2 separate regions of the Homo sapiens genome follow, and region 2 is linked to region 1. A link is an interaction called in ENCODE POLR2A ChIA-PET data of the cell type or tissue named here. Cell type or tissue: endothelial cell of umbilical vein. All regions are shown on one strand.

Evidence for each region. Peaks named below come from ENCODE experiments on the same cell type or tissue, not always from the same donor. Only the 100,000 strongest peaks of a DNase experiment are listed, where the experiment ranks them.
Region 2: POLR2A ChIA-PET joins it to region 1 with 5 read pairs; 3 of 35 experiments call an interaction of 5 or more read pairs at or near these places.

Annotation. Positions count from the first base shown.
Region 1 is chr1:112,560,554-112,565,553 of GRCh38, forward strand. All of the region lies in intron 11 of ST7L (suppression of tumorigenicity 7 like), which reads right to left. Among named protein-coding and RNA genes, the nearest start is that of WNT2B, 54 kb to the left of the region's middle. RefSeq lists a silencer at 2,880-3,080. In endothelial cell of umbilical vein, no CTCF peak of the experiment used is centred here; a DNase peak (open chromatin) is centred at 2,998; H3K27ac peaks cover 310 bases.
Region 2 is chr1:112,418,236-112,423,235 of GRCh38, forward strand. The region is part of intron 3 of CTTNBP2NL (CTTNBP2 N-terminal like); the gene reads left to right. Among named protein-coding and RNA genes, the nearest start is that of CTTNBP2NL, 25 kb to the left of the region's middle. In endothelial cell of umbilical vein, no CTCF peak of the experiment used is centred here; no DNase peak of the experiment used is centred here.

The DNA of each region.
Region 1 (5,000 bases):
CTGCTACTCAGGAATTTCCACTACCCAGCATAGGCTGTAACTTATTACACTATAAAAACCATATCCTTAAAATTCTACTACCATGCCTAGCATATTACACTAAAAGCAAGTATTAAAATACTTATTGGCCAGGCGCGGTGGCTCACACCTGTAATCCCAGCACTTTGGGAGGCTGAGACGGGCAGATCACCTGAGGTCAGGAATTTGAGACCAGCCTGGCCAACATGGTAAAACCCCATCTCTACTAAAGACACAAAAAATTAGCCAGGCATGGTGGTGGGTGCCTGTAATCCCAGCTACTTGGGAGGCTGAGGCAGGAGAATTGCTTGAACCCGGGAGGCAGGGGTTGCAGTAAGCCGAGATCGTGCCATTGCACTCCAGCCTGGGCGACAACAGCAAAACTACATCTTAAAGAAAAAAAAAAAAAAAAACTTATTAACTGAGTTAATCTGATAAATACAGCTGAAATGTCTTCAAATTCATATTTATATTTTAGTTTTTACCAAAGATATATTTTAACTCTCTGGGAAAACTAAAACCAAATACAAAAACTCTGCTACCCAGACTTTAATTTTCTAAGAAGAATATAAAAGATTAAAAACTGACCGATGATTTTTTTCAGTCTTTTTTTTTCTGCTTAGTAAAGTATATGCTCAGTGTACAGAAATGGAAACATAACAGAGCTAAGTAGTAGAAAATAATATGTTTGAAGAATAAAAAAATAAACTAAAGACAGGGCATGGTGGTACATGCCTGTAGTCCCAGCTACTCAGGAGGCTAAGGCAGGAGGATAGCTGGACCTCAGAAGTTTGAGCTCCCTGCCTCAAAAAAAAAAAAAAAAAAAGACAATAATCTGATTTATGTTTGTCTGGATTTCTTTTTCTATGCATAATACATTTTGCGCCTCCCTTCCTGTCTCTATACAGATCTAACTTTTTTTTTTGGAGATGGAATTTTGCTTTTGTTGTCCAGACTGGAGTGCAATGGCGTGATCTCGGCTCAGTGCAACTTCTGCCTCCTGGGTTCAAGCGATTCTCCTGCCTCAGCCTCCTGAGTAGCTGGGATTACAGGCGTGCACCACCACACCTGGCTAATTTTGTATTTTTAGTAGAGATGGGGTTTCACCATGTTGGTCAGGCTGATCTCAAACTACTGACCTCAGGTGATCTATCTGCCTTGGCCTCCCAAAGTGCTGGGATTACAGGCATGCGTTGCCCGGCCAATCTAACATTTTTAATTGTTGTATGATATCATATTTAAAGCTGAGTTATTTCATAATATAGTAAATACAGTCATGGTAAAATCACACTGTCATCTTTAAAAGGTAAAAAAATGGTATTATTAAGCAAAACTTGTAAAAACAGTTACGTAAACTAGCTTAAAAATTTGAAGAAATGATGCTTCTAAAACTTTACTTTTTTTTTTTTTTTTGAGACAGGGACTCACTCTGTCACTCAGGCTGGAGTGCAGTGGTATGATCATAGCTCACTGCAGCCTCGACCTCCTGGGCTCAAGCAATCCTCCTGCCTCAACCTCCTTAGTAGCTGGGACTGTAGGTGCAACTACCACATTTGGCTAGCTTTTTAATTTTTTTTGTAGAGATAGGGTTTCACTGTGTTGCCCAGGCTGGTTTCTAACTCCTGGGCTCAAGTGATCCTCTCACCTTGGCCTCTTGAAGTGCTGGGATTACAGGTGTGAGCCACTGTGCCCAATCTACTTTCTTTAACTTAGATAGACTTTTAAAGCAATGCAGTTCCAAACTACAGATATGTCTGTTTCCCAGTGTTTACTGATTGTCTATATAAGCTAGGAAGAGTGTTGGACATTAAATGATAAGTAAGACAAGTGCCCTGCTTTTGTTCAGAGGGAACTATGGGAGAAACATACAAACAGACCAATTAAAAAAAAAGATATGATTGAGATACTGAAGGAACAGAGAAGAGAAAGCCGTTATCTCTTCTTGGGAAAACTAGAAAAAACTCCTTATAAAGGAGACAACAGATGAGCAGGGTCTTAAAGAATGAGTAGAAATTTGCCAGGTAGAGAAGACAATGGCGGTGAGGTATGATGAGGCATGACCAATCCAGGGAACAGTGACAATGAACATAATGAGCAAAGCAGAACTGGCAAAGAGTAAGGCTGGAGACAGATACTGGCCCAGAATATGAAGGGCTTTTATAGGTGTAATACTAAAAGGTTGGTCCTTATCCTGTAGGCAATCGGGAACAAGCAGAGGTCTTTTAAGACTTGCTATTTAGGTAGATAACTCTGGCAATAGCTGGAATGGAGAAGGGCTGATGGCAGAAAGATGAGTGAGGAATCTGTTTTAATAGTCCACACAAGACACGGTAAAGTATTTGAGATTCTTTCTATGTCTATCTCTATGTGTTTAGAAATGCGTAGAAAATGTGGGCCAATATATATACCAAACAGTAACAGGTGGTTACTTCAGAGAAGTAGAATTGGGAGGGAGAGAACAGGAGATTTCTACTTTGTAAAAGTCTGAAGAGTCTGAATTTTTAAAAAGTACCTATTACTTTTGTTATAATAATAATAATAATAATAATATATTTTTTAAAGTACAGGTAATGAAGGCAAACAAGAGTCAGTGACAGTGGGGATGAGATAGATGGCTAGATCTGAAAAACATTTCAAAGGTTATAATATGAGTTGGCAATTTGGAAATGGCAGAGGTAAGGGTTAATGAGAGGATAATGAAGCCATAAATCAAAATATAGAAATAAATGAGAGGCAGTTTGGCAGTTTGAAGAAAGGACTTAACAAATTTTAAAAATTCTGTTTGAGACACATTAAAGTGTTTGAGGTACTTAACATGTGATTTCCACAACCAGATGGAAATGCTAAGTCTACAGACAAAGAAAGAAGCCAGAGATAAAAGACACAGATTTGGAAATTATCAACAAATAAAACATAGCTGAGGACACAAACCAAAGCTAGGACCTAATATGTGCTATCAGACCTTCCATATTACCTCTGACTCAGCCTATTGTGTCTGTAATGAGAAACTGCTTGGGACAATTTTAACTAGCATTCAACTATGAACAATACATTCAAATGAGTAAAACAAGAGAATTTAGCCTGTTGCTTTTCACTAAAAATATAATTATTAAGGCTCCTTTGGAAGCTATGGTTAAAAAGACATAATGATGTATGGTCTAGTGGTTTCTTTTACAACTCTAAAGCCCTATGTATGCTTACACTCAAATTTACTTTAATTTTGAACTGCTTTGATCTTTATAATTTATCTTTAGATTACTTTTTTCTATTACTTTGTAAATCTTACAACAGCTTTTGACCAAAAGCAATATAATTCTGACCTGAAGTAATGATAATGCTTTATAATCTTCCTCTTAAAAGCAGAGGTTAAAGAAAAATCTCTCTGAAGGCATCTGAAATTAAGGTACTTTGCTCTTGATCAGTCATGCACACAAAGAACCAACTTATCTCTGCAATTAGTTTTCTCAGTGCACATTCTATGAGATTGGACAGGCAGGGCGAATGCAGAGTCCACATTGGTATGTATTGGGGGAGACTAAAGACAGTTCCCAGATAGAAAATAAACAGAACTGCTATGTGAATAAACTGAAAGAAAACATAATACTACCTAACAATTTCAGGAGCCAAATAAAGTGACTTATACTGAAGGGAAAAGGAAAGGAGGCTGGAGAGGGCATTGCTACAAGAAAACTCCTTTCCACATCATCCTACAGAGCCACACCTCAAGATATAAGCATTTCATATCTCAACTCTTCTACTTAGGCCACAGTACAACATAAGGGAAAGGCAAAGGTTTCATTGTGCTCTAAGTTTGGGTCACAGACTTCAACACTTCTCCTTTGCTCTCTTTACCCCTGCTATGCCACTCGGAATGTCAACTGAGCACCTGTTTCCCTTTTATCTTTTATATATGCCGGTGCTATGATATAAGTAGTTTAGCCAGTGAAATGCAAGTCTGCTGCTAAAGAGCTACTATCAGCTGGGAGCAGTGGCTCAGCACTTTGGGAGGCCAAGGCAGGTGGCTCACCTGAGGTCAGGAGTTCAAGACCAGCCTGGCCAACATGGTGAAACCCTGCCTCTACTAAAAATACAAAAATTGCCCAGGTGTGGTGGCGGGTGCCTATAATCCCAGCTACTTGGGAGGCTGAGGCAGGAGAATTGCTTGAACCCAGGAGGCGGAGGTTGCAGTGAGCCGAGACTGTGCCATTGCACTCCAGCCTGGGCAACAAGAGCAAAACTGCATCTCAAAAAAAAAAAAAAAAAAAAAAGAGCTACTATCTTCTAGGGTGGATAAGACTTGTAACATTCTACGGGCTTCCATTTCTGATCAACCAGAACAGATTTTACTTTCTATGTATCAATTTATTTTTAAAACTTCCTCTGCACTTAAAAGTCTCCAGGTATAGTCTACTTTCTTGGCAGCATAACACTAAAAGCAGTTTTATTGTAAAATAAGAAATAGTAATTTTTATTTATTATTATTATTATTTGAGATGGAGCTTTGCTCTTGTTGCCCAGGCTGGAGTGCAATGGCGCGATCTCGGCTCACTGCAACCTCTGCCGTCCAGGTTCAAGCGATTCTCCTGCCTCAGCCTCCCAAGTAGCTGGGATTACAGGCGCCCACCACCATGTTCGGCTAATTTTTTTTTTTTTTTTTTTTTTTTTTTTTTGTATTTTCAGTAGAGACAGGGTTTCACCATGTCGGCCAGGCTGGTCTCAAACGCCTAACCTCAGATGATCCAACCCATCTCGGCCTCCCAAAGTGCTGGGATTGCAGGCGTGAGCCACCACGCCCAGCCAAAATAGTAACTTTTAAATGCTACAGATAGCGAATTTCTAAATATGTACTCCAGTTATAAGGATTTACTAAACACACTTTTGTTATTGTTTTGTTTCTTACTGCTCTACTTTACTCTTGCCCTAAGGGCTTCTTCTGTAAGACACAAACTGTTTTCAGGGTATTGTAACTAATTCAAATTAGT
Region 2 (5,000 bases), 140 kb before region 1:
AGGCTGTAAGTTGACCTCACCTATAGAGTTAGAATTGTAAAAGAGCTACATTCCTATTCCAAAATTTCTGCAAAGTGCCAGATTGCAGCTATACTCTTCTAGAGCCCCCCATAATTACGTTCTTTTTCTTCCCAGAATCCTCCTCACTCACTCTCTATTGCAGCCAAGACATGTTTGGCATAGAACCAGGGAAAGCCAATAGAAAATAATGTAACACATTATTCAGTGTCTTGTATATTTCAAATCTAATTGTTATGGAGGGGACCTATACTATATTTGGTCCTAATTAAATTTTATTTAAAGTGGTTTTCTGTTTTAGAAGGAATCATGTCAGAAAAAAAAAAACTTCTTTATGAACGTCTTTCCCTTTTATTACTTTAATTTCATGAATAAGAACACCAAAGGAATACCCTCTACAATGAAAGCAAATTACATTGCTCATGAACTGTCTGGGGGAAGCAGAGAGTGGAACCACATAGTTCAGCAGGAAAGCCTCAGTTCATTAATTCCAAGCAAATCTAGTAAATGGCTTCCTACCATAGGCTGTGATTGCTTCAGAGGAGAATAAAGGAAGGTTAATCAATGGCCATTTTAAAAAATCTGAAAAATAGATTTGACTGCTAATAAAATTTAGATTAAATAGTTTATTTCTGAATATTCCACATCGGGTATATTACATCTGCACATCTTAGATCTGATGCAAAGCCACACTAAATGGCTTCTGTGACTAAATAGAATCCACCTTGCATTTATTGGTATTGCTTTATTTTAAAGCATTCTTTAAATCATCTATACAATGATAAATGGTGAAATATTACAGCTTTCATGTGCGATTAACTTAAGGAGTCTTGAATTCGTTTCCATTGATGCCTCAATCATAAAATAGGGATATCCTCTTTTAAAACCGAGGATAGAACTTTGTTGTGTTTGGCCAAATGCTGTTGCAAAATCCCCCAAGCAAGAAGATTTACAGGCAAAAATGTTGTAGACATGACAAAGTTAGAAGTATATTTAGAGTATGAGATTATGTAATACATCATTCTATAGGTTTAACTGTTGTGAGTTTTTTCAGCCACAAAGGGTTAAAATGAAAAAATCGAAATGTTATGTCTTTGTTGAAACAAATAATTTACTTTCACTGAAAATATTATTGAAAAAATAATCATAAGGATCTAATGACAGTGCCAAAATATAGAAAACAAAAGTTACCATGGAAGGTGCTGTGGCTTAAGAACATCACAGCTATGATCATATAGTGGTTAGTACTCTGTGTTGTGCCTGCAGCAACCTCAGTTGTATCCAAGTTGTGGCACCAAAAATTAAAAAAAAAATAACAATGCAAGTTCACTATAAGTCCATAGCCTAACATCTGCCTTTGGTCACGGCCTTGTACTTATTATGGAAGCAGATTATTATAAAGACTGGTCTGAAATGAAAAACGTAAAATTGAACTTAGCAATCACCATACATACTAATAAGCCTGTGAAGAGAGTTTGCATTTTTTAAAAAAATCAGATATTAGCTTGCTTGATAACAGATCTTTGAAAGTCTTAAACGGACTCAAGTTGAAACATTCTCTGGCACCCATAAGCCTGGACCTAACAGTTCTTTGGCCAAAAATGATCCCATTTTAATAGATGGTTTTTAGGAAGAGCTTTTAAGATTGGGATGGGTGGTTTCGATCATTGATAAAGATCACATGAACACATGAACATAAGCTATAACTGACAGAAGTCCAATTTCTGTCTAGTTCCCAACTGGGATATTAGGGTGGGAGCAGAACTTTATTTAGGTTACTGAGTTATAAGGTTTTTATATTTACAGTATTCATAACCTTTATTATAAAACGTTAATGAATTAATCAGTGACCATTTGTGGCCACATTTTAATATGTTTTTTAGAGTTGGAGTGGCTTTTTTTTTTTTTTTGAGATGAAGTCTCGCTCTGTTGCCCAGGCTGGAGTGCAATAGCATGGTTTCAGCTCACTGCAGCCTCCGCCTCCTGAGTTCAAGTGATTCTCCTGTCTCAGCCTCCGAGTAGCTGGGATTACAGGCGTGCGCCACCACACCCAGCTAATTTTTTAATACTTTTATAGAGATGGGGTTTTACCGTATTGGCCAGGCTGGTCTTGAACTCCTGACTCCTGATCTACCCACCTCAGCCTCCCAAAGTGCTGGGATTACATGCGTGAGCCACCACACCCAGCCTGGAGTGGCTATTTTTATTCCTATGCTCTGTTTCTTTTTCTGGAGACAGAGTCTTACTCTGTCGCCTAGGCTAGAGTGCAGTGGCTGGAGTGAGCAGCTCACTGCAGCCTCAACCTGCTGGACTTCAGTAATTCTCCCACCTCAGCCTCCTGAGTAACTGGGACTACAGGGGCATGCCACTATACCTGGCTAAGTTTTGTATTTTTTGTAGAGACAGGGTTTTGCCATGTTACCCAGGCTGGTTTCGAACTCCTGCTCAAGCAGTTCTGCTGTCCCAGCCTCCCAAAGTGCTGGGATTACAGGCATGAGCCACCGTGCCAGCCTATTCCTGCTCTCTCTGAGTAAAGTTTATACATGGATTCCTGATTTTTCAAAAAAGAAACATAAAGATAATTACTAGGCACTCTTCAAAACCATCAACCAGAACATTCAATTAAGTGTAGCTGTTAGGAATGTGAGCTTTCAAGTGAGACAGACTTTAGGGTTTGAGCTCTGCCACTCAATTGTAGTGTGATCTTAGACCAATTATTTTACCTTGTAAGTTTTATTGGTAAAATGTTATGGTTATTACGAGGACCAAATGAGATAGCAAATGCTAATTGAAGTGCTCAGTGCTCATTTACTGTTGGTTATTATTATTAGAACAGAGGTTCAAAGTCCATCCATCCATTTAGGAACAAAGATACATTCCATAAAGCAAGAAATACTAATAAGGCCAGGCACTGTGGCTTATGCCTATTAATCCCAGCACTTTGGGAGGCCGAGGCAGGAGGCATTATGTTGCCAAGGCTAGACTCGGACTCCTAGCCTGAAGTGCTAAGAGTTTGAGTCTAGCCTTTGCAACATAATGAGACCCCCATTTCTTTTCTTTTTTTTTTTTTTTTTTGAGACGGAGTTGCCCAGGCTGGAGTGCAGTGGCACAATCTCAGCTCACTGCAACCTCTGCCTCCTGGGTTCAAGCGATTCTCCTGCCTCAGCCTCCCAAGTAGCTGGGACTGCAGGTGTGCGCCACCACGCCCGGCTAGTTTTTTTGTATTTTTAGTAGAGATGGGGTTTCACCATGTTGGCCAGGCTGGTCTTGAACTCCTGACCTCGTAATCCACCTGCCTCGGCCTCCCAAAGTGCTGGGATTACAGGCATGAGCCACTGTGCCCGGCAAGACCCCCATTTCTACAAAAAAAAAAAAAAAGGAGAAGAAGAAAGAAATACTGATAATAGGAAAATGACAGTTCTTCTCAATTAAATCTTTGTTGTTATTAGTGGCACTTGGACATTATCTTGTTTTTCTTATGGGAATTGACAGTTTTGAGGTGACCCATTCCCATCCACACACCCAAAAGCATGTATTTTGAGACAGCAAAGGTTAAGGGTGTACTCTGGTGCATGGAACAGATGTTTTAATTCCTTCTCTTTATAATGAAAACAGGAAATACAGGGATAATGCAGAAGCCTTCGTAGCAGATTTTTTTTCATTGATTTGTTTATTATTCCATTGTTTGATGCAGCTTATTTTGTTTTTTTAAAACAGCTTTATTGAAGTATAATTGGCATGATAAACTGTATTATTTGATATGTGCATACTGATGTTTTGATATGTGTTTCCCCAAGAAACCATTATCACAATCAAGATAACAAACATATCCATTGCTCCCCAAAATTTTTATGCCCCTTAGTGACCTCTCCTGCTCAACTTTCCCCACTACTCTCTGCCCCTTACCCCAAACCACTGATCTGCTTTCTGTCATCAGAAATTATTTACATTTTCTGAAATTTTATATAAGTGGAATCATATGGAATATACTCTATTTTTTCCTGGCTTCTTTCACTCAGCATAATTACTTTGAGATTTATTCATGTCGTTGTGTATATTGATAGCTCATTTCTTCTTTGTTACTTAATAGTGTTGGCATTATATGTATATACCACGGTTTTGTTTTATCCACTTATCTGTTGATAAACATTTGTATTGTTTCTAATTTGGGACTTTATAATTAAAGTTGCTGTGAACATTCATGTACAAGGCTTTGTGTGGATATATGCTTTTATTTCTTTTGAATAAAAGCTAGAAATTGAATGGCTATATCATATGATAGATGTGTATTTAATTTTTAAGAATCTGCCCAAGTGTTTTGCAAAGCGATTGTACCATTTTACATTCCACAGATATATCCAGTTGCTGCACATCCTCACCAAACTTGGTATAGCCAATCTTTTTCATTTTAGCCATCCTTATAGGTGTGTAATATCTCATTATAGTTAAAATTTGCATATTATTGTTGGCTGATGTTAAGTATCATTTCATGTGCTTATTTGCTAATTTGCTCTCTGTATTATGTTTTTTTGTTTGTTTTTGTATTTTTTTATTTTAGAGATGGGATCTCACTTTGTTGCCCAAGCTGGAGTACAGTGGTGTAATCATGGCTCACTGCAGCCTCAACCTCTTGGGCTCCAGCAATCCTCCAGCCTCAGCCTCCCCAGTAGCTGGAACTACAGGCACACACCACCATGCCTGGCTAATTTTTAAAATTTTTAGTAGAAATGAGGTCTCACCATGTTGCTCAGGCTGGTCTCAAACTCCTCACCCTAAACGATCTTCCCGCCTTGGCTTCCCAAAGTGTTGGGATTGTAGGCATAGTCACCAACCTGGCCTGTGTTGTTTTCTTTGGTGCATGCAGTATCTGTTAAAATCTTTTGCCCATTTTTTTTAAGTTATTTGTTTTCTCATTATTTAGTTTTGAGAGTTTCTTATATATCTGGATGCAAGTCCTTTATCAAATATATGCCTTGCAAATA